2 separate regions of the Homo sapiens genome follow, and region 2 is linked to region 1. Evidence: chromatin loops called from intact Hi-C (ENCODE). Cell type or tissue: OCI-LY7. All regions are shown on one strand. Each heading gives the region's core, and the rest is flanking DNA. Links, peaks and the distances in the headings are about the cores only.

Evidence for each region. A loop is a pair of places that touch in the nucleus more often than their neighbours do. Peaks named below come from ENCODE experiments on the same cell type or tissue, not always from the same donor. Only the 100,000 strongest peaks of a DNase experiment are listed, where the experiment ranks them.
Region 2: a loop joins it to region 1, with 5 times the contacts of the local background. A loop is called at or near these places in 10 of 110 quality-filtered maps.

Annotation. Positions count from the first base shown.
Region 1 is chr2:237,739,395-237,754,328 of GRCh38, forward strand. It overlaps LRRFIP1 (LRR binding FLII interacting protein 1), which reads left to right. Exons shown (of 24, transcript NM_001137550.2): 12 at 8,970-9,005; 13 at 9,805-9,930; 14 at 11,806-11,877; 15 at 13,915-14,085. Among named protein-coding and RNA genes, the nearest start is that of RBM44, 52 kb to the right of the region's middle. RefSeq lists enhancers at 1,312-1,606, 5,018-5,543, 5,510-5,559, 13,687-13,736. In OCI-LY7, for the core only: CTCF peaks have their summits at 4,798, 5,814 (motif pointing left) and 6,022; a DNase peak (open chromatin) is centred at 5,787; H3K27ac peaks cover 706 bases.
Region 2 is chr2:237,617,109-237,632,042 of GRCh38, forward strand. It overlaps LRRFIP1 (LRR binding FLII interacting protein 1), which reads left to right and starts at 10,479. Exons shown (of 24, transcript NM_001137550.2): 1 at 10,479-10,632. The coding sequence starts at 10,537. RefSeq lists enhancers at 1-816, 13,886-14,385, 14,388-14,934. In OCI-LY7, for the core only: CTCF peaks have their summits at 7,614 (motif pointing right) and 7,818; a DNase peak (open chromatin) is centred at 7,653.

The DNA of each region.
Region 1 (14,934 bases), core at 4,447-6,946:
TAGAATATTACTCTGCGGTGATATTATTAGGATTACATTGCTCAACTTTTCAAGGACCGTAAAAGAAATTGTTAGCTGTGCTTAGAGATGGGGATCTTAGAGGAGGCAAACTTTATACAAAGGGAGAAAATAATATAGCCATGTGCACGGATGTGTGGTTTTCTTTTTATGATTTAAAAATTTGAAGTATTGACTGTTAATGCTTTGCTTGAAGTGTTACCTGTGATCAGACCCCGACAGTGTTTAAGGTAAAGCGTGGCCTGTAGATCCCGGGACGCTCCCAGTTTGGCCCCAATCATTCGTTACCCTCCTGGTTCTCAGATCCTTCGAAATGTGCAGATTTGCAGCCCTGCATCCTGCTTGTCACTCAGCGTGGCCCAAGTTTTGTTTCAGAAAATAGGAGCCCTATTAGGTCATCCCCAGCTTGTTAAGTCTCATTATTGTGTGTTTTCCCCTGGGTTGTTGGAATTTGACACAGTTTTACCTGATGTGATGCTTGAAGGCGACCCTATGACTCTTTTTAAAGGAAGAGTTTGCAGGACGGTTTTGGACTGGGGCTTGTGGGAATGGAGGAGGGGAGGTGGGCACATGGCCGGGGAAACAGCTCCAGGCTGCACGACCAGACCAGCGTTCCCACCCTCAAGAGCCAGTGAGAAACCTTGGGGAGAAAAAGCAAAGATGGGCAAGGCTTCCCTGTTCGTCTCCACTCATATCAAAATTTCCAGCCTGAGCTGGGTGTGGTGGCTCACATCTGTAATCCCAGCGTCATGGGAGGCTGAGGCAAGAGGATTTCTTGAAGCCAGGAGTTGGAGATCAGTTTGGCCAACATAGCAAGACCCCCCATCTCTAAACAGTAAAAAAAAAAAAAAAAATTAGCCAGGTGTGGAGGCACGCATCTGTAGTCGCAGCTACTCAGGAGGTTGAGGTGGGAGGATTGCTTGAGCCCAGGAGTTCGAGGTTGCAATGAGCTATGAGTGCCACTGCATTTCAGCCTGGACAACAGAGTGAGACCCTGCCTCTAGAAAACAAAAACAAAAACAAAAACTTCTCCCAGCCATCGAGAAGTTAAAATGTGGCTCTTAAGTTAGTTACTGAACACCATACTTCAGCGTGCTGATCCCTACAATTTCTGTAACGTTCCTAGTAATCAACCAAGAAGTCGCAGCGCTGAGACCTCCTGCTTGCGTGGATGTACCTTTTTTGGCGGGCTTTTCCTATTGTGGTGCTGGTGGTTTGTTTGTGTTTTAAATTAGATGCAGTCTTTTAAAACTGTGAGGTTTCCTACCTCGCACCTGATACCTGCATTCAGGTATCAGCAAATGCAGGTATCAGCTTCTTTGGGGGAAGAAAACCCAGGATCTCTGGCCACTTGACTCTGAGGCTGCCTTGCAGAACTGCACAGCCTCCACCCCACCCACTATTTTCGTGACCCCGAGGCCACGGCCCAGGTGCCATTCATCACTGTGCAGCATGGCTTTCCTGTGCTAGAGGAATGTTTATCTCCTCCATCCAGCCATGGAGAGCAGGAAAATAGAGTTCAATATGGGTGGGCATTGCAACGCCAGCGCCTCTTTCTCTGGGGGAAGACTCTCCCCTCTGTATAAGTTGCAGACACCCACTCTTGTCACACATTTGGCTCTGCCCACCTGGCCTCACAGGCATTTGAGTTTGTGTTCCACCCCTCCCCATCCCAGAGCCCAGCAGTCAGCAGTGAGAGAAGCCAAATGTGTGCAGGGAGTGCGAGGCGGCAGCTACCATGCAAACTCCAGGGGCACACCGCCCCCCAGTAATCTCTCCCCAGAGTGCATCAGGCAATAACAGGAAGATACTCAGCTGTTCATTATGACATGATTTCCCATTTTCAAACCTGACAAGTTGGTCTTGATGCTGTTATTCAAATAACTGAAAGTAAATGGTTGTGAACAAGGAATTTCAGATCACAGACTCAGTAAGCCTGGCCAGCCCCCAAGGCTGTGTCTTCCTTAAAGTTGGGATCTCTGTATTATCTCATACTCTATAGTAGAGCAATAAACATAAGCTGACTTATGTGATCACTTAAAACTACCAGGAAGAAACATTTTCCGTAATAAATTTAGTGTAGGATTGCTTTGTCTTCTCACACTCACTTTTCAGAAAAGAAAATGTAAGTATTGCCAGGCGCGGTGGCTCACACCTGTAATCCCAGCACTTTGGGAGGCTGAGGCAGGTGGATCACTTGAGGTCAGGAGTTGGAGACCAGCCTGGCCAACATGGAGAAATCCCATCTCTACTAAAAATACAAAAATTAGCCGGGTGTAGTGGCGCATGCCTGTAATCCCAGCTACTTGGGAGGCTGAGGCTGAAGAATCACTTGAATACAGGAGGTGGAGGTTGCAGTGAGCTGAGATCGCACCACTGCACTCCAGCCTGGGCAACAAGGCAAGGCTCCGTCTAAAAAAAAAAGAAAAAAGAAAAAAAAGAAAGAAAAGAAAATATAAGTATTTACAATTGACAGAAGAATGTTGTGGCTTTACTTTCAGTGAATCCCAAACACGCTTAATGCCCTCTGTACCCTCTGCCTGGTTCCAGTGAGACATGACAATTGGATTTTGTTAAGCATTGTCTTTATTCAAGCATATGATGAAGTCTCAAAATAACAGGGCTCAATATAGTCACTTAGAGATTGAAATGACACAAATTTCTTTGTCATACGAAATTGACCGAAGAGACTGAAATGATACAAATTCCTTTGTCATGTGTTTTCTAAATTTGTATAAAATTTACTCACAGGTTTATTAGATGATCATAAACAGAAAGATGTGAGTTCAGCCTTCCTGGGCGTCCTGGGACCTGATGGGGGTGGGTGATCTCCTTGTATCTGCTCTTCCTTCCCTGAATCGATTGCTCAACTAGCAAAGGTCAGTTGATTGCGGGCTGGTTGGCACGCTTAGGGAACAAAGGTCAGTCCCGCAGTGAGGGACAAGGCTGTCCCCCATCTCATCCTGGGTGCCTTACATCTGATGAAACCTCCCGTATGTGGTTCTTAGAATGCAGAGAGGTCTCTGTAGAGTGCAGGGCAGTTCCCTCGCGGATGTGTTACGGTATCCCTTGATTGATCGTGTCGAGAATAGAAAGACGGTGAGCACAGGCAGCATCCCTGGTATCTGAAGAGAGCCTGGGAGACAGAACTAAGCTAGCTCATTTCCATAATTTCCAAAACTCATGGTCCTCTTATACTAAATTGACTCCATTTCTGTTTTCTGTCTTGGGACATTTACACCATTGCTGGTATATTTTGGATCTCCTGGGACAACAGAAAGTGCTAGTGGTTGTGTTTGGCCTTGTTGATGGGAAGAAGCCAGGAGAGCCTGGATAGGACTCCCCGGTCCTTCTGCCTGGGAGGGAGGAGCAACAGGTCTTGGGCAGGGCCTGGTGTAAGCGTGGTGGCAAAGGTGAATGACCCTCCAGTCTGGCCTTCCTTGAGGTCATATGGAGCAGGCAGTGCTCTGAGGCAGGGAGTTTCAGAACCCGGGTTCAGATGTCACAGCTCTCATTCCTGGCTTGGGACATCTAGCTGGGCACATAAACTTCTTGTGCTTCCCCTGGAAAGAGGGGTCATGATACCCTTAAAAAGCAAAAAGAAACCCCCCCAAAAAAACAAAAAAAAAACATATGGTTACTTTATTTCTCCTTGGCTGGGGTTAGCCAGGGATGGGATACAGTTGTTGTAGCGAGAGCTCATGGGAAATGCTCCCAGGCCGGGGACTTCGTCAGGGACACGTATCCAGGGCCAGTATGAGTGAGGACAGAGGACAAGAAAAATATGAAGTCAGGGTCAGCCCTGCAGGCTCTGTAGGGAGTCCCGCCCTGGGTTTGGGAGATACAGGTGCACAGGTGAGTGTGTCACACCCATCAGAGGGGAGGGAGGGAGGGTGGTGCTGTTAAAGGGCAGTAGTAACCAGAATGAAGGAAGTGACTGCTTGTCCCACTTCGAGAAAATGAAAATGCTTCAGTGTCCAGAGACCACCACCAGGGACAAGACTTCAAGTTTTCTCCACCCACTTGGTCCTCCCAGGGTCCTTGGGAAAGCAGAGAGGGCATCAGCCCCATCTCAAGACAGGCATAGAATACTGTTCACCTCATTCTCATCTTCTCCCATGCTGTGGATGAGCTGTGTTTTCTTCCTCTCCAGCACGACCAGGATCTTCTCCTTGAGGAAGTTATTTCACTCATTCATTCAGTGTTTATTGAGCACCTAGAATGTTCCAGAAACAGGGCCGTTGTATGAGCAAATGCAGACTTGCCCCAGCCCTCATGGGACGCACAGACAGGGGCAGACGGATGCTTGTTGGGTGATCACACGTTGTGAAGCCCAGCAGCGGGGGTGTGAGGGGAGGCAAAGGTGCCTCGAGAGAGCTGGGATCCAGAGGTTTGACGGCCAGAGCTTGGGCCACACCCAAGCAGAGTGACTCCACCTAGTGAAGCCAACAGATCTGGGTCATCCAGGCCCCAAAATCTCACTGGGAACCTGGTGAAGCCATCACGTTTCTGAAACATCCATCAGGAATGTCCCAAGGGCAGCCTGGGTCCATATCTTCCCTCGTGTACTCAGAGAAGACAGGAGCAATGAACTCAGATCTCTGCCCATTTGGACTAGAAAAACAACACTATTTTGACTCATGTTTTTTGTTGCACAAAGAGGCAGGGGCAGGGACCAGGTGGAAAAACGGGTCTTGAATTACAAACACCAGAGTTCAAAGATAAGTCATTCAGGCTAAAGTAAATATTATTGGATTTAAAACCAAAAACCGTCACCCTAGTGGTGGACTGTGCTATCATTTAAATGTGAAGGAAAATTACCCTTAAAATGGGTGTTTTCTGAGCAGTGTTTGCTGTTTGTTTGTGTCTCAAGAAGGACCTCGCAAGGATGTTGCTTCGGTGATCCCTTTTTCCATCCAAGTCTGGTGTTGCCTGGCTGGGTGTTGAGGACAGGTTCCTTTTGTACCTGGGCCCTTGAGTAGGGTCTCTCTGGGTACGTGAACAGGTGCCACATATTCTTTCTTTAGGAAAATGGCAGGCAGCTGGAACATGGAAAACTTAGCGTTTTAGCCTCACCAGGCATCGTGTGTACAGGAGCCTAGATAGCAAACTCCTTTAGACACAGTGTTAGAAAGTTGGAATTAATAAAATATTTAATGTGCTCCTTGAAGCATTTGTTTTTGAAAGGAAACTTGACGTAAACTAAACTTCCACAGACGTGTTTTAGAAGTGACTGTTTCCAGTAGATTTTCAATGATGTCTGTATACACTCAGCTGTGGCTGTAAAATACAACACACATACTTTGTAAACCTGTTAGTGTGACGTTTTCACCCTGACCTGAAATGTTTAGTATCACTCAGAATACGAGAGTCATGAAGCTAACAGGCTGCAATGTGTTCGGCGCTGTCGCCCTTCCCGTGCAGGAGGCCACTGTCTGCGGGGTCCGGTGCTTTCCCGTCCTGGGCTAAGGTGGGTGGGCAGAGCAGCCTGGACCGTCTGCAGCCACCATGTCCTCTGGACCCCTCTCTGCACCATGCCCACCTCCTCCAGGCCCCCACACCATGCCATGCAGTGGCCGTGACAGTGTTTAGAATCCTTTCTTGTCTTCCATTTCTTCATCATTTTAGGGAGGAAGTGCTGTGCTTTATGTCAAGATGAAACACAACATCTGATTCCTTACCTGGCTCTGCTAGGGCTTAGGAAAGGGGGCTTGGTTAAGGTGGACTCTGCTGCCTGCGGCTTCTGTCCGGGCCCGGCCCCTGCAGCTGTGACACACTGCCATCTGGTGGACACGAGTGGGGCTGCGTGGCTTTCCACGGGGCTGAATAGCCTTCCTGTGTTTGAGGAAAGCTGACAAATCCTTTTTCATTCGGAAGACACACAAAATGAAATTTACTCTACTATGTAAAATAGAGATAGGTTAGACGTTCATTTGCCATCACCTTTCAACAAGAGCTTAATTTTTAGTTTTTCTCTGCATGGTCTCTACTTAAAAATATGCCCAGATTTTATTTTGAGTCCGTTGTGTTCTTCGGAGCAAGGACTTTTTTAAAATGATAAAAACAGCAAACTATGGTTTTTGGGGTTTTTTCCCTTATTTGATATTTTACAAATTATAAAAACAAATGATGTAGACGGTTACAAGCAAAACCATGCAGAACAAAGATGTGTTAAAGCCCTGCCCCCCCAAAATCAAGGTTTGTGGACCCCGTGTGTTTTCTTTCTCAGCTTTCTTGCAAGAAATACCAGAAAGAAAAAAGGGCTTGGGTGGGCCCTTCTTTTACGGTCTCAGATATCTTTGTAGGTAAACGAATGCATTCCTGGAGCTTCATTTATTTCTCCACAGTATTTATCCATTGCTGACCAGCAGCCAGAAAACATACGTTTTACACCGTGGAGCAAACATGCCACAGGCTTTTCAGTGGTAGTTTGGCAGTCTATTAAACTGGATTTTCATATCCCACCAAGAGTTAAACTAGCCTCTTTATTTTCATCTTATTAATATTTGTTCAGCAAACTAACTTACTCTAAGGAATAAAAGGCTTTGGGCCCAGGAGATTTAATGAATTTATTCTCCAGCACGCTAAGTGCTAGATAGATAGTTCACATTTCCTTGTTCTTTGAAATTTTATTTATTTTATTTTATTTATTTTTTTTTTTTTTGAGACAGAGTTACACTCTGTCGCCCAGGCTGGATTGCAGTGGCATGATCTCAGCTCACTGCAACCTCTACCTCCTGGGTTCAAGAGATTCTCCTGCCTCAACCTCCTGAGTAGCTGGGATTACAGGTGCATGTCACCACACACAGCTAATTTTTGTAATTTTAATAGAGACAGGGTTTCGCCGTGTTGGCCAGGTTGGTCTCGAACTCCTGACCTCAAATGATCTGCCCACCTCGGCCTCCCAAAGTACTGGGATTACAGACAGGAGCTACCGCGCCTGGCCTTGAAATTTTGATTTGAAAAATATTTCAGGAATATTTTTCTTTCCATGTGAAGTTGAGAACCACACTTGAATTGCTCCAATCATCCTCACAACTCAACATGGCTGCAGGGCTTCTGGGGCTCTGCCAAATGAGATGGTGCCCATCTGATCAGAGTCTGCCTTCGTATCTGTCCCATCGGAGTCTGCCTTGGTACTCATCTTATCGGAGTCTGCCTTGGTGCCTCCAAGTACACAGTTAGGCTGATGTGGCATGCACATCCGAAAAAATAACTCTAGATGTGCATTTCGACACATCAGCAAATGCAGATGGTATGGGCTGCAGATGGTATGGGCCACAGCTGGAGAGAGCCGTCTTCACTGCGGTATAGCTGGGCTGCACCCAACGTGAGAATGGACATCAGGGCAGAGAGCCGTAAGCAGCTGGGATTGTGGAAAGCGCCCGTGAACACATGGTCTTGGACAGGGCCTCAGGTGGGTCCTTAGCAGCTGTGGCTAAGTGGGCAGAGGGACCACCCCACCACCACCCTGCCCAAAGGGCTTATTTAGCAAAGAGGGGAGAGAGGCCAGCCTGCCCCTGACTGCATCCCACTGGCCTGAGGGATGTGGCCTCTCTGCCCCCATTTCCACTCCTGCTCTTGGGACACAGGAGACTGGTTAGATGAGAGTAGAAAGTTTATTTTTGAACACCCAGGTGTGGGGTGGCTGGGCGAGACCATCTGATGGCTTTGGGAGCCAGGCCGCAGGGTTTAGCTTGGATCTGTTGAGTAGGAGACCCTTAAACATGGCCACCCTGAGCTAAGAGCTGGTCTTGGATTTTGCTTTCTTTTGGATTAACCGAGTATTTTGTGGGATTCCATTTGATCCCTTAACTGGCTGACCAGCTATAACTCCTGGTTATGTTGTTTTAGTGTTGCTCCAGGTGTCGTTGGAGGAGAAGTTGAAGGTACAAGGAGTTTGCAGGAGGGAAGGTGGCAGTTAATGAGCCTTCCTGGTGGGACCGGATGGTGAGGGCAGGGGCATCTGGCCCAGCGTGGACTCGGGCCATAGATGGGAAGTGGTCATTTGGAGGTCACCATCTCTCTGACACCCTGACCATAGCACCTGCACCCCTGTGCTGAGCTGCAGGTCCCCGGCACCAGCGTCTGTGCAGCTCAGGTGTTGCTGAGCCGTGGCCTCCGCAGCTCTCCATCAGGATTTCTCAAGCTTCATTATGAATTATCTCTGTGTGAGCTCACAACGGTGACTGCAGAGTCCCAGGTCATCTCTCAGATCTTCTGAATCAAACATATGGTCTGCAGTTGCCGCGCATGTCTTTGGCCGATTTTCTGACAATCAAAGTGAAGAAGTTCTGAGCTACGGGAAGTTGGGTTGAAGGCATGATGGGGAAAACATGATTAGTTGACAGCTTTTCCCAGAGAGTTTTTAGACAAACTCAACCTTGGTAACCTTCTCAGTGGGCTTATGATAAGAACCTTCAATGTGCCAAAAAATAAAAAAAGCAGCACTCCAGGTAGTTAATCTTTGTTTAAAAAACCCTTCCCCCCACCCAGTCCTGCAAACAAACAAACAAACAAAAAAAGGAGAAAAAAAGAAACCTGTCTTTTGTTGGATGCTGAGCCGAGAAAGAAGTAACACCACTGCCGGCCTCTGCCTCTTGTCCCGAGACACCCTCATGGTGCAGGGCTCTCTCCAGGGTCCGTTCCTCATGTGCACCCTCTCTTGTAGTTCCACAGCCCGCTGTGGGTCCCACTGAGACTCCTACCTGAGGACAGGAGAAGAGGGTCCTCAGGGACGTCCAAATGAGGACAAGAGAAGAAGGGGCCTCACAGACATCCAAATAGGAGAAGTGTGAAAAGCTAAATTTGGAGTGTCCCATTTTTCTGCTTCTAAATTACAAAGGAAGCAAATGTTTTGTTTTGTTTTGTTTATCATTCATAGCCCCATCTTCATGTTATCCATTTAATGCTTTTAAAGTATTTAATATTTTGTCTGTTTTCGTCTACAGGTAGAAGAGAGACCAGAAAAAGATTTTACTGAGAAGGTAAGGAATCGTTCATAAACCTAGAGGGTCCCAAAAGTTGTGGATGAAATTGATAAGAAAATATGTTGCTTGGTTTTTTTTAATAAGGATGTTCCCCAGCGAGGGAACTGGACTAGAAAGCGGCCCACCTAACCTGGTATCACCTTCCCGGAGGTAGGCCACCGGGAGTCCTGTCCGGTGTGCGTTAGATCCTGTAGAGCAGGGAGGCGTTTATAATGGGCCCCACCATGGAGTTTAGGGTTAATCCAGCTAATCGCAGAGCATCCAGGAGGTGCCTGGAAATGATCCCCTCCTTACAGTTTACTATAAGCCCATGAAGAGTTTCCAATTTGGAAATGGAATTAAAGTAACAGTCCTGTGATGTTAGATTTATATGCAGTTTTGGTTTTGTCTGAAATCGCATCTGTGTTAGTCCGTTCTCACACTGCCATAAAGAACTTCCCTGAGACTGGGTAATTTACAAAGAAAAGAGCTTTAATTGACTCACAGTTCCGCATGGCTGGGGAGACCTCAGGAAACTTACAATCATGGTGAAAAGGGAAGCAGGCACCTTCTTCACAAGGCGACAGGAGAGAGAACATGTGAAGGAGGAACTGTCAAACACAAAGCCATCAGATCTCCTGGGAGCCCACTCACTATCACGAGAACAGCATGGGGGAAACTGCCCCCGTGATCCAGTCTCCTCCCACCAGGGCCGTCCCTCATCTTGTGGGGATTATGGGGATTACAATTCCAGATGAGATTTGGGTGGGGACACAGAGCTAAACCATATCAGCATGTGATCCTCTCAACGTTCCAGGGGTCTCGTAACATGCCGGGCCTGTCTGCAGCCACGCTGGCCTCTCTGGGTGGGACTTCCTCTCGGAGAGGCAGCGGAGACACCTCCATCTCCATCGACACCGAGGCATCCATCAGGGAAATCAAGGTGAGATGCTCTCTTCTTACTGACAACTTGAGAGAACCTTTTGTAAAAATCAGTCTTTAGATTAAAAAAAAAAAAGTTAATTCATAAAGTTCTGGATCTTTCTTCTTGGTCCTCTCTCCCTCACCTCCCCTAAAATACGGTGTTCTCCTAACATCAAGACCCAGCTCAGATAGTGTCTCCTGCAGGAATCTGATCCTACCCACTGACCCCCCAGCAGGGCGGACCGTGTGCCGGCCCCCTGCGCCCCTCAGCACCCGGGGAATACCTTAGTGAGAGCACTTGGCACGTTGTGTTGATGCACTTGGTCGTCTCTGTATGCTTGGTCTGCATAGACATTCAGTCCACAAGTTTGGACACCAGACGGCTTTACCTACTTTCACACAACCCCTCCCCACTAAGTATGTTCCCCTTCGGCCTAGAACTTGCCCTTTCCTTTCTCTTTGTAATGTGCCTTTAGTAGCCCTCATCTTTGTATTTTAATGATTTTTTTTATCCCACTGTAGTGTAGGTATTATTCTCTGCTCTATCCTCAGCACCCAGGACAGTGCCAGGCATTTGGTAGTATTCTGTGTGTGAAAGAGAAACACGGTGCTATTTGTTAAAGTAACTAGGGACAGTGCATCTGAAAACCTGAAGACTGGAAGGGCAGGTGAGGTGACTAGACCTGTGTCCTCCAGGGAGCAGAACCAAGACAGAAGCAGCTGAAAGGAGCCAGAACTGACTCAGATTCTGAATTTTCTAGTGCTTTAAACTAGGTTTAAAAGGGAAGCAACTTCCACTGGGGATGTCTGAGCAGCTGGATGGCCGTTTGCCAGGGAGGACGGAGAGGGATTTAAGCATCCACCAGAGTTTGGCCAGGGTTACCTTGAAGATGCTTCCAACACCTATGTTTTATAAGTTTACAAAACCAGAAGAGCCATTTCCCATGTGCCACCCCTGGGCCACCTGCAGCTCCTTGTTGCTTCCCTTTTTTTTTCCTTTTTCTTTTCTTTTCTTTCTTTCTTTTTTTTTTTTTTTTTTTTTTTTTGGAGACAAGAGTTTTGCTTTTGTCACCCATGCTGGAGTTCAATGGCACGATCTCGGCTCACTGCAACCTCCACCTCCCAGGTTCAAGTGATTCTCCAGCCTCAGCCTCCTGAGTAGCTGGGATTACAGGCGCCCGCCACCATGCCCGGCTAACTTTTGTATTTTTAGTGGAGACGGGGTTTCGCCATGTTGGCCAGGCTGGTCTTGAACTCCTGACCTCAGGTGATCCACCCACTCGGCCTCCCAAAGTGCTGGGATTCCAGGCGTGAGCCGCTGCGCCTGGCCTGTTGTTTCCGTTTCTACAGCAGAGCAGCAGAGTTGGCGGCAGTCCTGATGTTTCTCTGCCCTTAGGTTGCGCGTGCCGTTCATTTGTTCAGGTACTTACTGAGAGGCTGGCTGGTGCCAGATGCTGTCCCCGGCACCAGGAATTTGGCAAAGTAGAGACTTGGAGCTCCATAAATGCAGGGAAAAAGTGCTACTGATTTTTGCCTCTAGCATCTTACTGTACATTGCACAGAGTAGGAACTCCTAGTGCTTGAATGAATTACTAAATAGGAGTTGAAATAACCTGTACCGTTTTCCGAGGCTCTATTTTGTCTGTTTTTTAAACTGTGTAAAATCATATGAGATACACTAAAATTGTATAAAATCATGTAAAAATATCATATGGGATACACCTGAACTTTAATCTTTAAATATTGAAGTTTATTTTCCCTTAACGCTTAATAAAATAAAAAAGAAAATTGGGTGCTCAGACTACCCAAATAGAAACTACCCTGAAGTATAAAAGATTTAGGGAATCACCTGTTTTCCCTTGACATCATCTGCCTTTTTTGCCATTTCCCCCAGGAACTCAATGAGTTAAAGGACCAGATTCAGGATGTAGAAGGCAAATACATGCAGGGATTGAAAGAGATGAAGGTACCAATTCACAGACGTGTGGTCTCACGATATTAACCCAACTTAACTTAAAAAAAAAAACAACATCCTAAAGAAGAAATTCAAAGTGCATGCTTACTGTAAATAGGCTCCAGGGTGTAGAAGAACTCACAATGGCAGGAGTGCCGGCATGGGTGTACACTCACCATTTTCCCAAATGCATTGTTTGAACCAAGATTGAAAATGTAACTGCCCAGTAGAAAAGGTTACTAACATACTCCCTGATGCATGCCTTAGACTTACCATCCTTCCCCCAGGCTTAAAACCAGTTTCTCATTTCCCATAGGCGTGTGCCAGACACTTGAAGAAGGTTCTTGGTTTTCTTCACTTTTTGTAGTAGTTGTATACAAAAATGCTTCAGTTGATTTGCTTCTCAAAATATCTGATGTCTACTAATAAGGCCGTCCTCACATGCCACACTTTTGAAACATCCCAATTATTTGCACCCTGTAAAATGCTACTAATTGAAGTAAAGACTGACTATGGCATTGGCTTTCTTGGAGCGTGTGCACACTGCTTTTAGAGTGTGCAGTGACTTCATTGCACCAGCCAGGAGATGTGGTTGCCCTGTTCCTTGACAGTAAGGTGGGCAATCAGTGACTGTCTTCCTTAGGCAGCAGCGGATCATGGATCTGGAAGTGGGTGGCGTATCTGTTACTTCCTTTTCAGCCCCCTAGAAAGTACCTGCAAGATCATTTGAATTTAATATCAAAGGGCACCAGACAGAGGAGGTGACATCGATCATGACTAATTCACTATCTTCATATCTGCCACCTTTCCTGAAAGGGGGAAAAATAAGACTCTGGCTTTCAATTCATGCGAAAAGGAGCCACTTGGCCAGGCGTGGTGGCTCACGCCTGTAATTCCACACTTTGGGAGGCCGAGGTGGGTGGATCACCGGAGGTCAGGAGTTTGAGACCAGCCTGGCCAACATGGTGAGACCCCGTCTCTACTAAAAATATAAAAATTAGCCAGGTGTGGTGGTGCGCACCTGTAATCCCAGCTACTTGGGAGGCTGAGTCAGGAGAATCACTTGAACCTGGCAGGTGGAGGCTGCAGTGAGCCGAGATCGTGCCACTGCACTCCAGCCTGGGTGACAGAGCGAGACACTGTTTCAAAAAAGAAAAAATGCTGCTGGGGAGCCACTGAACCAACCGGAGACCCGCTGGTCCCACGTGAAGCAGCTGTCCTGGTGTGGAGGTACAGAGCTAGACCAGCACTGGTCCCTCCAGCCCCCTGGTAGCCTCTGCTGCACCTGAACTGGCAGCTCTTGCCGCTGCCTTTAGCTCTGCATGTATGCGCCCTGAAGGTTCTGCCTCTCTGTTTTGGAATCGCCTTCCCCTCCTCATGTTTGGGGACCTGCAAGGGTGTGAGGCACGTGAGGGCATCGCCATGCGTATTTTACAGGCCTCTTTCTCTGGACTGTCCTTCAAAGGGAATGACCTTTGTCTTTCCAGGACCTACCCAGTGAGATCTGCCTGCCATTTTCCTATGAGTCAAAAATCTGAACTCACTACTGCTCCTTTCCTGGTTCATAAGCCAGAGTAGGGCTGGTTGGCAGTCACTGGCTTGTGGCCCTATGTAATTATCTCAGCCATCACACACTGGCTCTTTCACAAGGGCTGGTCACACGCCTCGAGTGATTCTTCAGAAATCTGTTGAACAGCCTGACACCCAGCCCTAGGACGCCGTGCTGGGGGGATTCCCCAGCTACTGAGTGGGGCCAGAGACTCTACTGCCTCTGTGACCACATCCCTTTCCATACTGGTATCTCGTTTGTTCTAATGAGTGTGTCCATTGCTTTTAATAGTGAATTTTCTGAGCAATGAGAATTTGACCAAATTGAAAAGGGGGATTTCCATGCATTTGAAATTGCCATGTGTTTCTTCTTCTGATCCATTTGCTCTAAGAAATATAGTCTAAGTTTAGGACTGAGGGTTTTTTTTTAACAGAATACTGAATGATTCTTTGTTTTGATTTTTTTATTGCAATTTCAAAAATATGACCTGCTTTCCACAGGACTCTCTAGCAGAAGTTGAAGAGAAATATAAGAAGGCTATGGTTTCCAATGCTCAGCTAGACAATGAAAAGACAAACTTCATGTACCAGGTTGATACCCTAAAAGATATGTTGCTGGAGCTTGAAGAACAGCTGGCTGAATCTAGGCGGCAGTACGAAGAGAAAAACAAAGTAAGCATTAGTATGATACAGAATGTTAACAATAGGCTGCGTGCAGTGGCCCATGCCTGTAATTCTGGTACTTTGGGAGGCCAAGGTGGGAGGATTACTTGAGCCCAAGAGTTCGAGACCAGCCTGGGCAACATGGCGAGACATCATTTCTAAAAAGAATTAAAACAATTAGCCAGGTGGTACATGGCTGTAGTCCCAGCTACTTGGGAAGCTGAGGTGGGAGGATCACTTGAGCCTGGAAGGTTGAGGCTGCAGTGAGCTGTGTTGACACCACTGCACTCCAGCTTGGGCAACAGAGAAGACACTGTCTCAAAAAAAAAAAAAAAAAAAGGGAATGGTAGGGTGTGTGTGTGTGTGTGTGTATGTATGTATGTATGTGTGGATATATCGTGTGTATGTATGTATATATAATGTATAATTTACATTATGTATTTTTATATTTTTAAACAATGGCTCTCCGCTTATCCAGGAAATCCAAACATCTGAGAATAAAAGTACCATACTCTTTGCCAAGTGACTTGAAATATTGATACGTATAATTTCAACATGTAAACTGGAGACAGTTTTTCTAGGAGAACATCTAAGCTAAAAGCAAAACCATGAAAAAACATACCTATGAAAGAGCCACCATGCTCAGATAAGGTGCGATCAGATGCTTCAAGATTTTCCTATTCATATGTATTTTCTGATTTTTATTTTGTTCTCTCTCAACACCATAGGGAAATAGTTATGAGTATCAAAGATTTTAAGAAAATTATATTATTTTCTGCTGATTGGGAAAAGACACAGTTACTCTACTTAAGAATTAAATATATCACCAAGCTCAGAGAGAGAGATAGTCTTATCTGA
Region 2 (14,934 bases), core at 6,075-8,574, 120 kb before region 1:
TAAGCGTCTTCCTATAACATTGAAAGAGATCTGAAACATCTGTGCTACATTTCCGTTCTGGAGGACTGCGGTTGAGTGATTGATAAGGATGGTGTTTTGCTCAAAAATACAGTGATTCCTCAAGGGGAAAAGCTGCTTAGCTACATCGGAATGGTGGAGGAACATCGTGATTCCATACTCAACATGCCCCACGGGATGTAGGGATGTGTGTGAACTGTCGAAGGCTGCAGGAGCCATCTTATAGCGAAAATCAGCTGTGTGACAGTTCATGGAAAAACAGCAGCAAAATCCACACACAGCCTGGCATACCCTGGTTCTGTCTTCTGGGTTACAGACACTCAGTCAGTGACCAGGAGTGCAGAACAGCCCCTAACCACCACGGGAAATGGGATTAACTGTGATTAACTGGCAGAGGGGCAGGGGAGACGCGAGCTTCATTATCCTTTTCACAAATGAGACAGTAAAGCCAGCCCGGGACTGTGGGTGAGTCTCCTCCTTATCGTCGAGTCCTGATGATACTCACCTGTGGTTCTTCTGTAGGAGAACCGAATGCCATGGGTATCTGAGGCCCTGTGAAAATGGAGAAGGGGCAAATAGATGGAACTACTCCAACCCCCAAGCTCTTCTAGAAAACGGGAGTCAGCTGTGCAAAACACTAAATGTGCCTCCAGAGCACCTGTTTATCCAGCATCTATTGTCTGGGTCTCCACAGCCTGGAGGAAGTGATGAGTCAGGCAGCCCCCTACATTATGGACCTTTCAACATTTATTACAATCAAACTGTGAGTTCAATATGATACCTCAAAGGCAAACACCCTCTTCTGTTGCTTGCTTGTGATTTCACTGGTTTGGTTGTTTTCCCACCATGATTTTTTTAAATACTCTTTTTTTAATTGAAGTATGATTTAGACATAATAAGAGGCATAAATGTTAAGTGTGCATTTGCACATGCAACTTTTGGCAAACGTGCACATGCACACCATAGAGGGGTCCAGTTTTAAAACTAAAGTCCCATCCTTCGGGAAGCCCCTTACACCCAGATAAACTGCATGGCTGGTCACCCCACATAACCACAACCTCAATGAAGATACAGAATATTTCCATCACCCCCAAAATTTCCTTGTGCCCCTTTGTAGCCAACCCACCCACCCACCCTCCAAAGGTCACCCCTCTTCTAAACTCTATCATCATAGCATAGGTTTTTCCTGCTCTAGAATATCATAGAAATGGAATCATTCCATATATATGGTTTTGTGAGTGGCTTCTTTCACTCAACACGTTTTTGAGATTCATTCACATTGCTGCCTGCATTAGGGGTTCATGTTATTGCCACATGGTATGGCATCCGTGATTTAGGATAATTTGCTTATCCCCTCACCTGTTAATGGACATTGGATTGTTTTCAGTTTTTGGATATTGTGAATCAGATTTCCTTGTACATGTCTGTTTATGGGCATGTTTTCACTTCTCTTGGGTAAATACTTAGGAGTTGAATGACTGGATCATATGGTAGGTTATGTTTCCAAGAAACTCCCAAACAGCATTCCAGGCTGGCTGTGCAATGTTCCACTCCCACCAGCAATGCATGAGTGTTCCAGCTGCCCCGCATCCTCACCAACATTTGGTCTTGTCAGTCTTTTTAACTGTAGACACTCTAGTGGGTGTGAAGTTATATCTTACTGTGGTTCTATTTTGCATATCCCTGATGATAAAGATGGTGAGCACCTTTCTTTATATCTCCTTGGCCATTTGTATATCTCCTTATATGCGGTGTCTGCTCAAGTCTCCAAGTCCTTTGCCCACTGTCTAAATGACTTGTTCATCTTTTTCTTGTTGACTTTCAGGAAGTCTTTATATATTCTGGAGACAAGTGCTTGATCACATCTACATATTGTGGAGATTTTCTCCTGGTTTGTGGCTTGTGTTTTCATTTTCATAATGGAGTTTTTTAAAAGGCAGAATTCTAAAATTGTGATGAAATTCAAGTTATCAATTTTGTATTTTCTGGCCGGGCACAGTGGCTCATGCCTGTAATCCCAGCACTTTGGGAGGCCGAGGCGGACGGATCACCTGAGGTCAGGAGTTTGACACCAGCCTGACTAACATGGTGAAGCTCCGTCTCTAAAAATACAAAAGTTAGCTGGGCGTGGTAGCGGCCCCCTGTAATCCCAGCTACTTGGGAGGCTGAGGCAGGAGAATCACTTGAACCCGGGAGGTGGAGGTTGCAGTGAGCCTAGACCATGCCATTGCACTCCAGCCTGGGCAATAGAGTGAGACTCCGTCTTGGAGAAAAATAAATAAATAAATAGTTGTATTTTATGACTGTGCTTTTTGTTAATTGTCCAAGAAATCTTTGCCTACCTCAAGGTTCCAAAGATATTCTCCTACATATTCTTCCAGAAACTTAATAATTTTTGCTTTTAAGTTTAGGTCTAAACTTAACTCTATACACAATAAGTATCCTGATTTACTTGTTGTGTGCAGTGTGGAGTAAGCATCAAAGTTCATTTTTGTCATATAATGGTCCTGGCTTTATTTACTAAAAAAGACTTTTCTTTCTCCACAGAATTATTTTGGTGCCTTGTCAAAATTCAGTTAACCACTGTGGGATCCTGAATCCCTGGAACCTGTTCTTTTAAAAAATATCGTTTCTTGGCCGGGCGCGGTGGCTCACACCTGTAATCCCAGCACTTTGGGAGGCCAAGGCGGGCGGATCACCTGAGGTCAGGAGTTCAAGACCAGCCTGGCCAACATGGGGAAACCCCGTCTCTACTAAAAATACAAAAAATTAGTTGGGCATGGTGGCGGGCGCCTGTAATCCCAGCTACTCGAGAGGCGGAGGCAGGAGAATCTCTTGAACCCAGGAGGCGGAGGTTGCAGTGAGCCGAGATCACACCATGGCACTCCAGCCTGGGCAACAAGAGTGAAACTTCGTCTCAAAAAAATATATATATATTGTTTCTCCTGATTTCAACTATTCAGAATTGTGAAAGTTTTTATTTATTTATTTATTTGTTTATTTTTTGAGATGGAGTCTCGCTCTGTCACCCAGGCTGGAGTGCAGTGGCGCGATCTCAGCTCACTGCAACCTCCGCCTCCTGGACTCAAGTGATTCTCCTGCCTCAGCCTCCTGAGTAGATGGGATTACAGGTGTGCGCCACCATGCCTGGCTAATTTTTGTATTTTTAGTAGAGACAGGGTTTCATCATGTTGGTCAGGCTGGTCTTGAACTCCTGACCTCGTGATCCACCTGCCTCAGCCTCCCAAAGTGCTGGGATTACAGGCATGAGCCACCATGCCCAGCCCCAAAAAATTTTTTAAAGAAAAAAGTTTTTTCCTCTCTGTCCAGTTTGGGTAATTTTTTTGACCAGGCCTCAAGTCTACAGATCCTTTCATCTACCTTATCTGACCTGTTGTTAATATTATTCAATAAATTTTTCATTTCAAATATTGTAATTTATAGTTCTACAATTTCCACGTTTGCAATTCCCAGATCTCTGCTGACATTCCCTATCTGTTCATCAATTATATCCATCTTTCCTATGGTTATTTTATATGACTTATCTGCTAATTCCAACATCTAGGTCATCTGTGAGTATTTCTCAGTTGACTATTTTTCCTCCTGCCCCAAGTCTCATTTTCCTGATTCTTCTTGTCTAGGAAGTCTCTGCTGTGCTGGACATGGTGGGCAACACTTTACAGAGGATCTGGACTCTGGACTCTGTTCTTTTCTTCTGAAGCGTGTTGAATTTGGTTCAAGCAGGCAGTTAATAAATATACCTCCATCATGCATCTTGCCTTGATCTTACTGAGACTTGGTTCTAGGTTTGCGCTCCTTTTGTTTTGTTTTGTTTTGTTTTGTTTTGTTTTTCTGAGATGGAGTCTAGCCCTTGTCGCCCAGGCTGGAGTGCAATGGTGCGATCTCAGCTCACTGCAACCTCCACCTCCCAGGTTCAAGCGATTCTCCTGCTTCAGCCTCCCAAGTAGCTGGAATTACAGGCGCCTGCCACCACACCTGGCTAATTTTTGTATTTTTTAGCAGAGACAGGGTTTCACCATGTTGGCCAGGCTGGTCTTGAACTCCTGACCTCAGGTGATCCACCCACCTTGGCCTCCCAAAGTGCTGGGATTACAGGCATAAGCCACTGCATCCAGGCCCATTTTGGTTTTTCTGTCATAGCCCTTAGTCCTATGTCTCACTATTAAGGCACAGTCTTCTGAGATTTCAATGGAAAGATTGTCTAACTTGGTGGGACTTGAATTCCTGACTTTATCTCCCCAGCACTGGGCTGAAATCTTGAAATCTCTGCTCAGCTTTTTCAGGCTTCCAGCTGTTGGCTCCTTCTGCATTTCCTGGCATCTCACCGCACACATGCGTAGTTCGGGACTTAGCCATGGATTCTGGATAAGTTAGTACACAAATCTTGAGGCCCAACCTTCTATGGTCCCTCTTCTCTGGGATCTTCCCACAATTTCCAGCTGCACTTATAGCCCCAGACCCAGACATCTAACTCCTCGGTCCAGTCATTCTCAAGGCCTCCCAATGTGCCTTGCAGGCTGGGGTATGTCCTCTGGGAAAGCAGACGTCTTCTTATTTACTTCTCTTCCTTCAAAGGTTGTGTCCACTCCAGTCCCAGTGTGCATTTGTTTACTCTCCACGGCCTCCAGAGGGCTGTTTTCCAGACTTTGTTTGAGGTTCATGATTGTTAGAAGGAGGGTTAGTTTCCTATAATGTTTATCCCCATTGCTGAAAGTCCTGTAGCTGAAAGTCCTGTCACTTTTTTTCTTAACCAATTGAATTAATAGTTAATAAATCCCACGTTAGGTGAAAATTGATTACATTGCTAGTCAATAAGTACCTACATTTGCATCATTACTCTTCCCCAAGTAAAAAGAAAATTGGTTTTCACATCCTGTTTGATATAGTACCTTAAGAAAGGACTCTTCATTCAGTCAAGCCACATTTTCTAAGCATCCAGAATAAGGCTCTCTGAGGGACAAAAAGGCAATCTTGGTCCCAGCTCTCAGGAAGCTACCCTAAGAGAGCTACTTGAAGGTGCTCTAGGGGTTTGGCTACAGAACTGGCACTGTGTGCCAAGGACCCACCACCCTCAGCGAGCTTCCCAGAGGCACACATGGCATGTGATCATCCCAAGCCTGACATCTTCCTACCAGGCACTTTCCTGCTGCGAAATTCCTGGCACCCAGTAGCACTTAGTGAAGGTGAAATTTTATGACAATAACATTTAAAGCAAATAATCTCACAAACTTCAGCACTGTGACTATCACTCATCACAAGTGAACTGATGCATTTCGCACCTGCTTTTACCCTCCAGAACTGCTGCAGCAGCCGCCCTAGAGCCATTCTGCAGTTCTGATGCACAGCATGATGGAAGCATATTGCAGAAGATTATTCTGGCTTTTGTAGATAGTGGATTAAATTGGGACAGTGTAGAATGGGAATTCAGATAGCCCATGGATGGACTTCAAAATATCACCCTCTAAAATTGGACTCAAATTTCATGTTCAGATGCCCGTTTTCCCCACTGCAAGAGGAATCCAACTTTCATCAGATCCTTGCATCAATTAAACTTTCTTTACTGCAAAAAAAAAAAAAAAAAAAAAAATGAATTCCTGGTCTAGAACCCTTTTTTTTTTTTTTTTTTTTTTTGAGAGGGAGTCTCGCTCTGTCTCCCAGGCTGAGTGCAGTGGCGCAGTATCAGCTCACTGCAAGCTCTTCCTCCTGGGTTCAAGCAATTTTCCTGCCTCAGCCTCCCGAGTAGCTGGGATTACAGGCATAAGCCATGGCACCTGCCCTTAGAACCCAGATGTTTTTGATAATGGAAATGATCCGCAAGTATTTTTAAACTCCCACAAGTATTTGCATATTTATGTACAAATTATGTTCCTAGTTTATCATCATTAGTTAATAAATAAAGGCACAATATCCACTTAGAATGAAGTTAATCATTAATGATAGGAAATGTAAATTAATGTTTAAATAGTTTTGATGGTTACTAAACGTTCTTATCCTGTCTAATAACCTTATACTGAGGCCAGTGAAGACCTCCTGCCTGAACTAAGAAACAAGTCTCTCATTTTCTTGTTTATTTGTGGCTTTTGGGAATCTTTTAAATCTTTTGAAGCCATTTATCTACTCTTTGAGTTTTAGTTAAAACTAGGTTAGGCAATCCATAAATCCTTTTAACCTGGTCCACCGAAATATATCAAAATATGCAGAAAATGATGTAATGAGAGAGCACGCCACTGCCAGCCCCTGAAATGCTTTGAGTGAGTGACCGCTTGAAATAAGCTTATAGACCAAAAATTAGTAACATTGGATTTCTAATTTTTAGTTGAAGATATATATAACAGAAATTCTATATTTGCTTCCCCTACCCCATAGATTGTCTCAGACACCCTACCCTGGAGACACCAAGTCCAGAAGGTGACTTATGCTAGTAATCCACAGATGAGGGATAAGGGGGACCAGCTGCAGAGCTTGGTGGTATCAGCAAACATGCCAAAGGAGGATCAAAATGATCAGATAGAGATGAAGGAAAAGACCAGCTGGGTATTTGATCAGATTTAGTAGAGAAAGGAGAAAGGATTTCAAAATGGTTCCAAGGTTTTTACTCCAAAAAACATGAAAAAGTTACTGGAAGTGATGGTGTCCTGGGAAGGAAGAGGCATTTATTGGGGCAGGCATCATCCACTGATTTATTTTGGAAGTGCTGTGATTGAGCTACTGAAAGATGCACCTGAAAACGTCCAGCAGGACAAAGGAGACACCATTCACCTCCTGAGCAACACATAGACCCTGACCTCAGCCAGCCCCACTTCTGGGCAGAGTGCTGGCTCCAAGTTCCATGCGTGAGAGATGGCTCTCCTCTACGGGTCCTTCAGCATTCCTGGGGGGGGGCTGCAGTTCTCCTGCCCTGCTCCAGCTGTAATCCAAAGCAGGGCTTTCCATCCTCTGGGAACTGGAAGAGCAAGGCTGGAGTGCTGGTGAAAGAGGTTTGAGGTAGGCCCACGCGGATGATGCTCTCAATGGACCCAGAGTGAGTCACGTTATGGCCCACATGATGGCTCAGATGGCTCTCTGCCTGAGAAGCTCTGAGTCCTCATGCAGACTGGACGCCCCTCCGTAGCTGCTCATCAACTTCCTTTCCCAGCCAGCCCCCAGGGCTTGCCCACTGAGCTCCTGAACCAAGGCAAACTTGCGCTGGGGACGGCGCCGCTGTGTGGTTTCCCTTGCCAAGGCTTCCCTGGCTGCCTCCACTTTCTCGTGGAGGCTTCCTGAAGGTGGCATCTGTATTTTTGTGAAGGGACTTGGTACCAGGCTTGGAGATGAACATGTTAATTCTCTGGCCCTGGACATCAGATCTGTGATATAGTTTCTCAATTTCCTGCTCTGAAGTAAGCCCTGGTGGGTAGTGTCACCATCTGGAATAGGAAAAGGGCTAGATGGGAGGGGTCAGTAGTGCTGGTGGCAGAGGCCAGTCTTCTCAGTGGAAACAGGCTCATGCACTTCCACGCAGGGAGGGCCGACGGTCAAGGGTGGAGGAAAAGCCACAATTTTTCGGTGAACCCATGGATCAGCATGATGGAGTCTTGCAGGTCTTTATCTTCCTCCAGGAGGCACCCCAAGCACGGAGAAGACCCACCAAGCTGCCTGATACCTCTGTCTAGCTCCCCTCTGCCCAGACAGGAACTGCTGTTCACCATTCATTCCAGACCTGGGCCTTTGAGGACAGGAGCTGTAAGGATGATTGATCGATTGCCTGTGTGTGAAGCCCTGGAAGGGCTCTTGCCTAGAATACTGTCCCTACCCTGACAAGGTAGAGGCCATGGTCTGGATGGCGGTGGCCCCCCCATTCATATGTCAAAACCTAACCCTCAATGCAAGGTGGGGCCTGCAGGTGACCAGGTCCTGAAGCAGAGACCTCATGAACGCGATGAGTGCCCTTACACAAAAGCCTGGAGGGAGCCCGTCTTCCACCATGAGATGACACACAGAAGGCACCATCTGTGAGGAATGGGCCTCAACCAGACACTGATTCTGCTGGAGGCTTGATGCTGGACTTCCCAGCCTCCACAGCTGTGAACAATACATTTCCGTGGTTTTATAAATGACCCTGTCTAAGGCGTTCTGTTACAGCAGCACAAAGGAACTAAGACAGTGGGCACCCGTATTTCCATTTAGAGGCGGAAACTGACTCTGAAGTGAGAACCGGTCCACTCTGAGAGCACATCGCCAGGGGAAGAGGACTGTAGCCAGGAAGTTGTTATGTCATGGGGTCATGGGAGGACCCAGCAATGTTGTTTCTGATGATTTCTGAAAGGCGGCTCTTTTCTGGAAGTGGACAGATGATGGGGGAGGGGCAGGAAGCTGAATTCACCACAGTGTCCGAGAACACTGTCTACCAGCGGGAGCTGTTCAGACACACCTCTGGCCAGTCCCCACGGCAGTGAATCTCCTGTCTCTGGACAACAATCCAACAGGGAAAGTGGGGAGGAGGGTTGGGAACTGAACTCTGTTCCACAAGTTCAACCACTGCACTCCACTAAGCAACTGGCACAGCCAGTCCCTGGTGAAGGCTTAAAGATGAGGAAGATGGGGTCAGCGCCTGCCCTCCTGGCCTCAACACATCAGGATGGAGGATTTAGGTGTTAGCAAAAAGTGGCTCAAAGTTCCAATGAAGGACAGGGAGCAAAGGGAGACTTCTTTTAGAAAGGAGACGTTGGAACTTGGATATGGCTTTAGTTAAGGAGCTCCAGGCATCTCAAGTCAGCCCTGAGAGGCAGCAGCCGTGTCTGCCTCTCGGACAGCTATGCCCCAGCCTCCAGCTCAGCAGCTGGCAGGCAGCAGGTGTGGGTGCAGGAATGAGTGAACTCATGGGGACCAGCCTCGGCAAAGACGCACAGTCCCCACAGTGCCCCAGGGGCTGGGAAACAGTGAGCAGCCACCAGCAAGACCAAGGCAGTGCAAGTGGCCACGGCTCAAGGTTTCCCCCAAGGAGGACTATGTCACTTAAGGAGTATGGCCTCTGAAGTAATGTAAATATGGCCTGGAAGATTCAGTCAACACCTATTTCCTTAGTGCCTACAATGTGCAGGTGCAGTTTCTGCTCCCGGAGTTCAGTCATGAACAATGCCACAGTCAGCCCTGCCAACCCACCTGCGTCAGCTCAGGCACCCAGAGCAATGTCACCTGGATCTGCCCTCCCTCCCATGTCACTGGACTCGCTGTCTTTTCCCTGCAATGAAACCTCCAACAGCTTTCCCTGCCACTGTGGGTGGAAGGGCCCTCTTCCTCTTCCCACCTTCATACAGCTTCCAGGCCACCTCCTTAAGAATCCAAAGCAATCTGGTCACACCACTTGGTGGGAAATACACCGAAATGTTAACTGTCCTTATCACTGGGGGAAAAAAATCACAGGTGACTTCAGTACAGCCTCCTCTCCTCTACCATCACTACCCTCCCTCCCATCCTTCCCCAGGTCCAGCCACACTGAAGTTCTCCCCATACCCCAAACACACCAGTAACTTTCCCACCCGGTGCTCCTGCCGTGCCCTAGGCAGGGGCTTTTAACCCCTACCTAATCCTCCGATTTGCTTTACTTTTAAATCCACCTCTGGAGCATAGACTGTGAGCTTCAGAGAGCACAGGTAAGTTCATTACTTTTTCAACAACTAGGAGAGAGCTGCGACGCACCTGCCCCGATCCTAGAGGCTGGGGACCCACCAGAGAAGTGACAAGTCCTTGATCTCAGGGGGCAGACAGCGGGGAGAAGGATGGATGCTAGCACGGAGAACACGCGTGTAAAGACAGAAACGCACACATCCACACCATGCCGCTGTGAAGCCGGCGCCCAGGAGGCTGGCCAAGGTCACAGGAGCGGCGGTGGCGGGCGGATCCGAGCACCTCTCGGCCTGACCCCAGAGCCTAGCTCTCACCCCGGCGAGGGACTTCCACCCCGACTCACCGCGGAATGGGGAGCGCCAGGCTGAACCAAATCCTGTGCTCACCCCTCCGTGCAAACCCCTCAAGGCAACTCAGGCCTCTGAAAGCCTTCCTACCCCCCCGCTCTCCGCTCAGGTCCCCACTCAACCGGTGCCCACCGCCCTGGCGCGCGTCGCTCCGCGATTACCGGCCCGCCAAACAGTCCCCGCAAAGTCCACCCTCCGGGGCTCCCGGTCCCTCAGGTCCCGCGTGCCCGGCCCTGGGCATCCGCAGCGTCCCCGTGGTATCGGACCCCCATCGTCCCTGACACCTGGCGTCTCCGCCCCCCGCCCCCGTCCCCCGCCCCGCCGTCCCTGGCCCCTGCAGTCCCTGGCCCGCGCTGCGGACCTCCGGCTCTGGCTTCCCCCGGGTCCCCGCGGCCCCCGTCCCCCCGCGTCCCCGCGTCCCCGGCCCAGCGCCCGCTGACGCCATGACGCCGCGGCGGAGGGAGGGGCCGGGGCCGGGGCCGGGCCGGGGCGGCGCGAGCGGCTGGAGCAACGGGCCCCGCGGCAGCTGCGGGCGACGCGGTCGATGGACATGGGCACCCAGGGATCGGGGCGCAAGCGGCTCCCCAACCGGGAGCGGCTCACGGCGGAGGACGACGCGCTCAACCAGATCGCGCGGGAGGTGAGCGCTCCGGGAGGGCAGCCGGGGGGCGCCGGGCGGGCGCGGGGGCCGGACGGCTGTCAGGGTCTCTCCGGCGTCCGTCTGTCCCGCTGTGCGTCTGTGCCACTGCGCGTCCGGCTCCAGGCGGGTGGGCCGGGCAGGCGCGCGCCGGGGCGCTGATCCCCAGGCGCTGCGCCCCGGCCCCGATCTCCGAGGCCTGCGGACCCCGCACCCGTTCTCCAGCCCCGGGCCCAGCCCGCGACGCTGCGCGCCCTCCCCCACCCCGGCCACCGTCGGCCGCTGCGCCCTCGGGAGAGGAGCCGGGCGCCGCCAGCGCGCGAGGTGGCCCGGGCTGGCCGGGTGGGGGCGAGCGCCCCGCTTTGTTGTGCGGCATGGGAGGAGGCGGGGGCTTAGGCCCGACCTGGAGGCAGTGGACGGTCGCCGGAGGCCACATGGCCCTGCTGAAATGGCCGAGTCGCTCAGGTGACCATTTGTCATCCATCCATCGATGTCACTCAAGGTGCAGCTCAGAGATGAACTTGGGGATCACTGTGATTTTTCTTTCAGGACTGAGCCTGGAAACGGGTCCAGGCACACTGAAACGTCTTCATTAAAGTTTCCTGGACAGAGTTTATTGTAACTAAGATCATGTTTGGTGATGAACTTTACCTGTGACAAATTGAAGGCGCACTAGAATGGGTATTTGTACAAATGCCTTTTTTTTTTTCCTTCCGCAAGGATTCTACCTTAAGGCTAAAGAATGTACATGACATCCAGAAAGCCGTACAGGGACAGAGAGCAGCAGCTTGGGAAAAGGGGAGCCAATAGGTTGCGGCCCCAGGGGGACAAAGGAAGCTTAATTTTTGACTGTGTTCCCTTTGTACCATTTGAACTGTGTGCCAGGTGGGTGTATGAATGCAAAGAAAGTCTCTGCCTTGTAACCCGCCTTACAGGTTCTTTTCCGTGTTGGCTTTTCCACATGTGATTCTTCCCACAGGAAACACCTCCAAGCCATTTGGACTGTGGTGTCTGGCTGTATCCGTCAGATATTCTGGGGGATCTACTCTGTAACCAATCCTTAGGTGTTTGTAGTTGTAAATACCTGATTTTGCTCTTACGGACATGTGGCAGTCACTCAGTATTTGTTGACTACTGAGTGAATAAAGACTTCTGTTTTTCTCTGTATGATACAGAAAAGGGCTTTCCAGGCAAACCCTTATTCATTCCTGGAAGCCCACTGTGACCTCCAGGAGACCTTCCAGACTCAGCCCTCTCACATCGCACCAGGCCTAAGTCTCCCTGGCTCCACGGCCCTCCATGGCATGCCCGCGCCTGGCATGGCAGTCAGGATACCTTATCATTATTTGTCCACCTGTAGAAGGTGACACCCAGACAGGAAATATCTTACTTTTGTATCCCAAGAGCTCAGCACAGAGCCAGGCACATACTAGGTGTTTGTCTATGTCTGTTACATTAATTAATAAACAAAAGAAGTACAAGGCATTTAAAGGACCTTTGGCTAAATATAGACATTTGCTAAATATAGTAGCTTGAGTATAACTCCCTCCTGTGAAGACAGTCACTTATGTATGCATTTGACCACAGTGCCTTACAAGTGTTCCCTGCAAGGGCCAGAGGTGGCCAGTGAATCGCAAGCCTTGTCTTGATGTCAGTGGTTATGGGGCAGAAGAATGAGAAGAATGAAAATTTCCAGAGTTTGCCTTTTATCCACTGGTGTTTCTTTCTTCTTTTTTTTTTTTTTTTTTTTTTTTAACACAGTCTCACTCTGTTGCCCAGGCTGGAGTACAGTGGTATGATCTCGGCTCACTGCAACCTCCACCTCCCAGGCTCAAGAGATCCTCCTGCCTCAGCCTCACCAGTAGCTGGGATTACAGGCACGCACCACCACACCCGGCTAATTTTTGTATTTTTAATAGAGACGGGGTTTCACCGTGTTGGCCAGGCTGGTCTCAAACTCCTGGCCTCAAGTGATCTTCCCGCCTTGGCCTCTCAAAGTGCTGGGATTACAGGCGTAAGCCACTGCGCCCAGCCTATCTGCTGGTTTTTATAAAATAGATTGAAAAGGAAGGCAAGGGAACACTCCTTGGGTTGAGAGCCCTGAGGTCCTCCCTCCCACCGAGGGAGATGCAGTTGGAGTTACAGAGATAGACTTGTGAGTCAGAGCTGGGCTTTCAAATGACATAGTTCTTAGCCAGCTGTGCCATCCTAGGAAGGTGAGTTACTCACTCTTCTCTGGGCCTCTGTTTTCTCGTCTCTAAAATGGAGAAGAAGAAACCTCCCCTGGCTGTCAGAATTAAAGAAAGTGGGTAGCAATGTAAAGTATGTAACTAGGCGGTGGGTAAATATGAGAGCTTCTTACACGCCCCTCCCGGTAAAACCCAGCCGTAGGTGCAGCTGTTACTAGTGCTGAGTAGCACAGATTGATAGGGTTGGAGGGAGCAGGTGTGACATCTTATGTTTTAGTACAAATTAACTTCTATTTCTCAACTGTGAAAATGAAAATCACTATTCAAATGGCAAATATCTACTCCTTGAATTCATCAGGGTTCTTATAGAAATCAACAAAATCGTCTTGGGTTCAGTACTTTCTTATTCACTCATTGACTCAACAGATACAAGCCATGGTATCCAAATTCCTGTCCTGGGGAGACTGGAGAGTCAGGGAGGAACCCGGCGAGGACCTGCCTGCCCTCCAGGAGTTGGGTCAGAAAGGGGTTGACACCTGTAGATCAATAATGCTAACCGAAGACAGGAAGGGATCTGATATAAAAAGGGCGTAGACAGTGTTCTGAAGGTTTGGACATGAGAGAGAATCACAGCCGGCCAGTGGTCTCAGAAGTGGCTTCCTGGAGGAAGTGGCATTTTGAGTTCTTGAAGGCTGTATGTACCAGTCAAGATGCTTTGGCTGCTGGGACAGAAACCCTGACTGGACTGACATTGACAAGGGGAAGTATATTGGCTGGAGCACAGCAAGCCCGGAGGCAGGGCAGGATTCCCCGCCAGCCTCACCAGTGGCTCCGGCCTCTTTTTCCCACAGCACCTGCGCAGCTGGTTGGGCTGGGCCATCCTCTGTGGGTGGCCTCATCCTCAGGCTGACTTGCTTCATGGAGGCCAGCTGGCCTTGGCTTTCCCGGGCTGCCACTGTGGAGCCCACACACCGTCTCTTCTGGTGGCTCTCTCCAGAGAGCTAGCAGTATCTCCCTGGTAAACTTTCATGAGTCTGTCTGGCCACTCCTGCACCAAGCTCTTTGACAAGGACCATGGACTTAGGGGCTCAGTGCCTGTGGCAAAGGGGGGTGGGTCTACCCTGTGACCTGTCAGACTCATCCTGGGACTGGGGAGAGCCGGCCTCCCTGAAACACTTGGGAAGGTGGGGGCCTGAATGGAAACTGGGGAGGCTTCAAGGAAGTGGGAGGGAGTGGGCTGCCACTTGGGCCTGGCACCCAAGAACATGCCTTCTGGAGAGTAAGTGGAAAATTCTGGGCTGAGGTCATTGGGAAGCCTGAGTCACCTGGCAGGGACGTGGGTTCCAGTTCGCTGGAGCGAGGGGAAGAGCTAGGCTGCCCTGTGCAGGCAGGGCTTTGCACTCTTCTGGGTAGAAGCAGGACTCGTGGTGGGGGCAGCCTTTGGAGGGTGCATTTCTGCTTCTGCAGCCGGTGTCCTGCTTCCATGTGATGGTTTAAACTCTAGGCAAGCGTGTATAGTAAAGGGAGTTATTTGCAAATGCTGTATTATCGCAAGTCAATTATTTCTCACTCTCTTGTTGCAGTGGAATTCAGGCGGGATGTTATCAGGAGAAAGGTTTAGTACGCACTTGCAGAAGCTCATTAGCACCAAAGGCATGAGCTGCGCCTCCCACTTCTGGGGAGGGGTGTTTCCAACGCAGATAGATTTTCCTCTCCTACCGCATTTCACATTCTACTGGTGCATTTTGGTAGCATCCCAAACTTCTCATTCAGCACTCTGCAGCTGAGTAAAGCGATACTGGTCTCACCATGCAATTCAAAGTATTGCTCTCAAATGAAGAATGTTTTTCCCAACAGGAACAGTCATTTGCGCAGGCTGCATTAGGAACTCACCGTGGGGCCTTGAGACAGTGCGGTGAGCTTATTATCCCCTGGTGGTGCCATAGGTACCCCTTCCTCACCCAGCAGGACGGAGGCCCTCCCCCCATAACTGTTTCTGCAGCCTCCTCTCCAAGCTGGCCCCTCTGTGGCCTGCGGCCTCGGGCCCTGATCCATGGCAGGGGCACTGCTGCCCCACCCGGCTGCTTCACCGGCCCCAAGTTGACTCGTGGGCCTG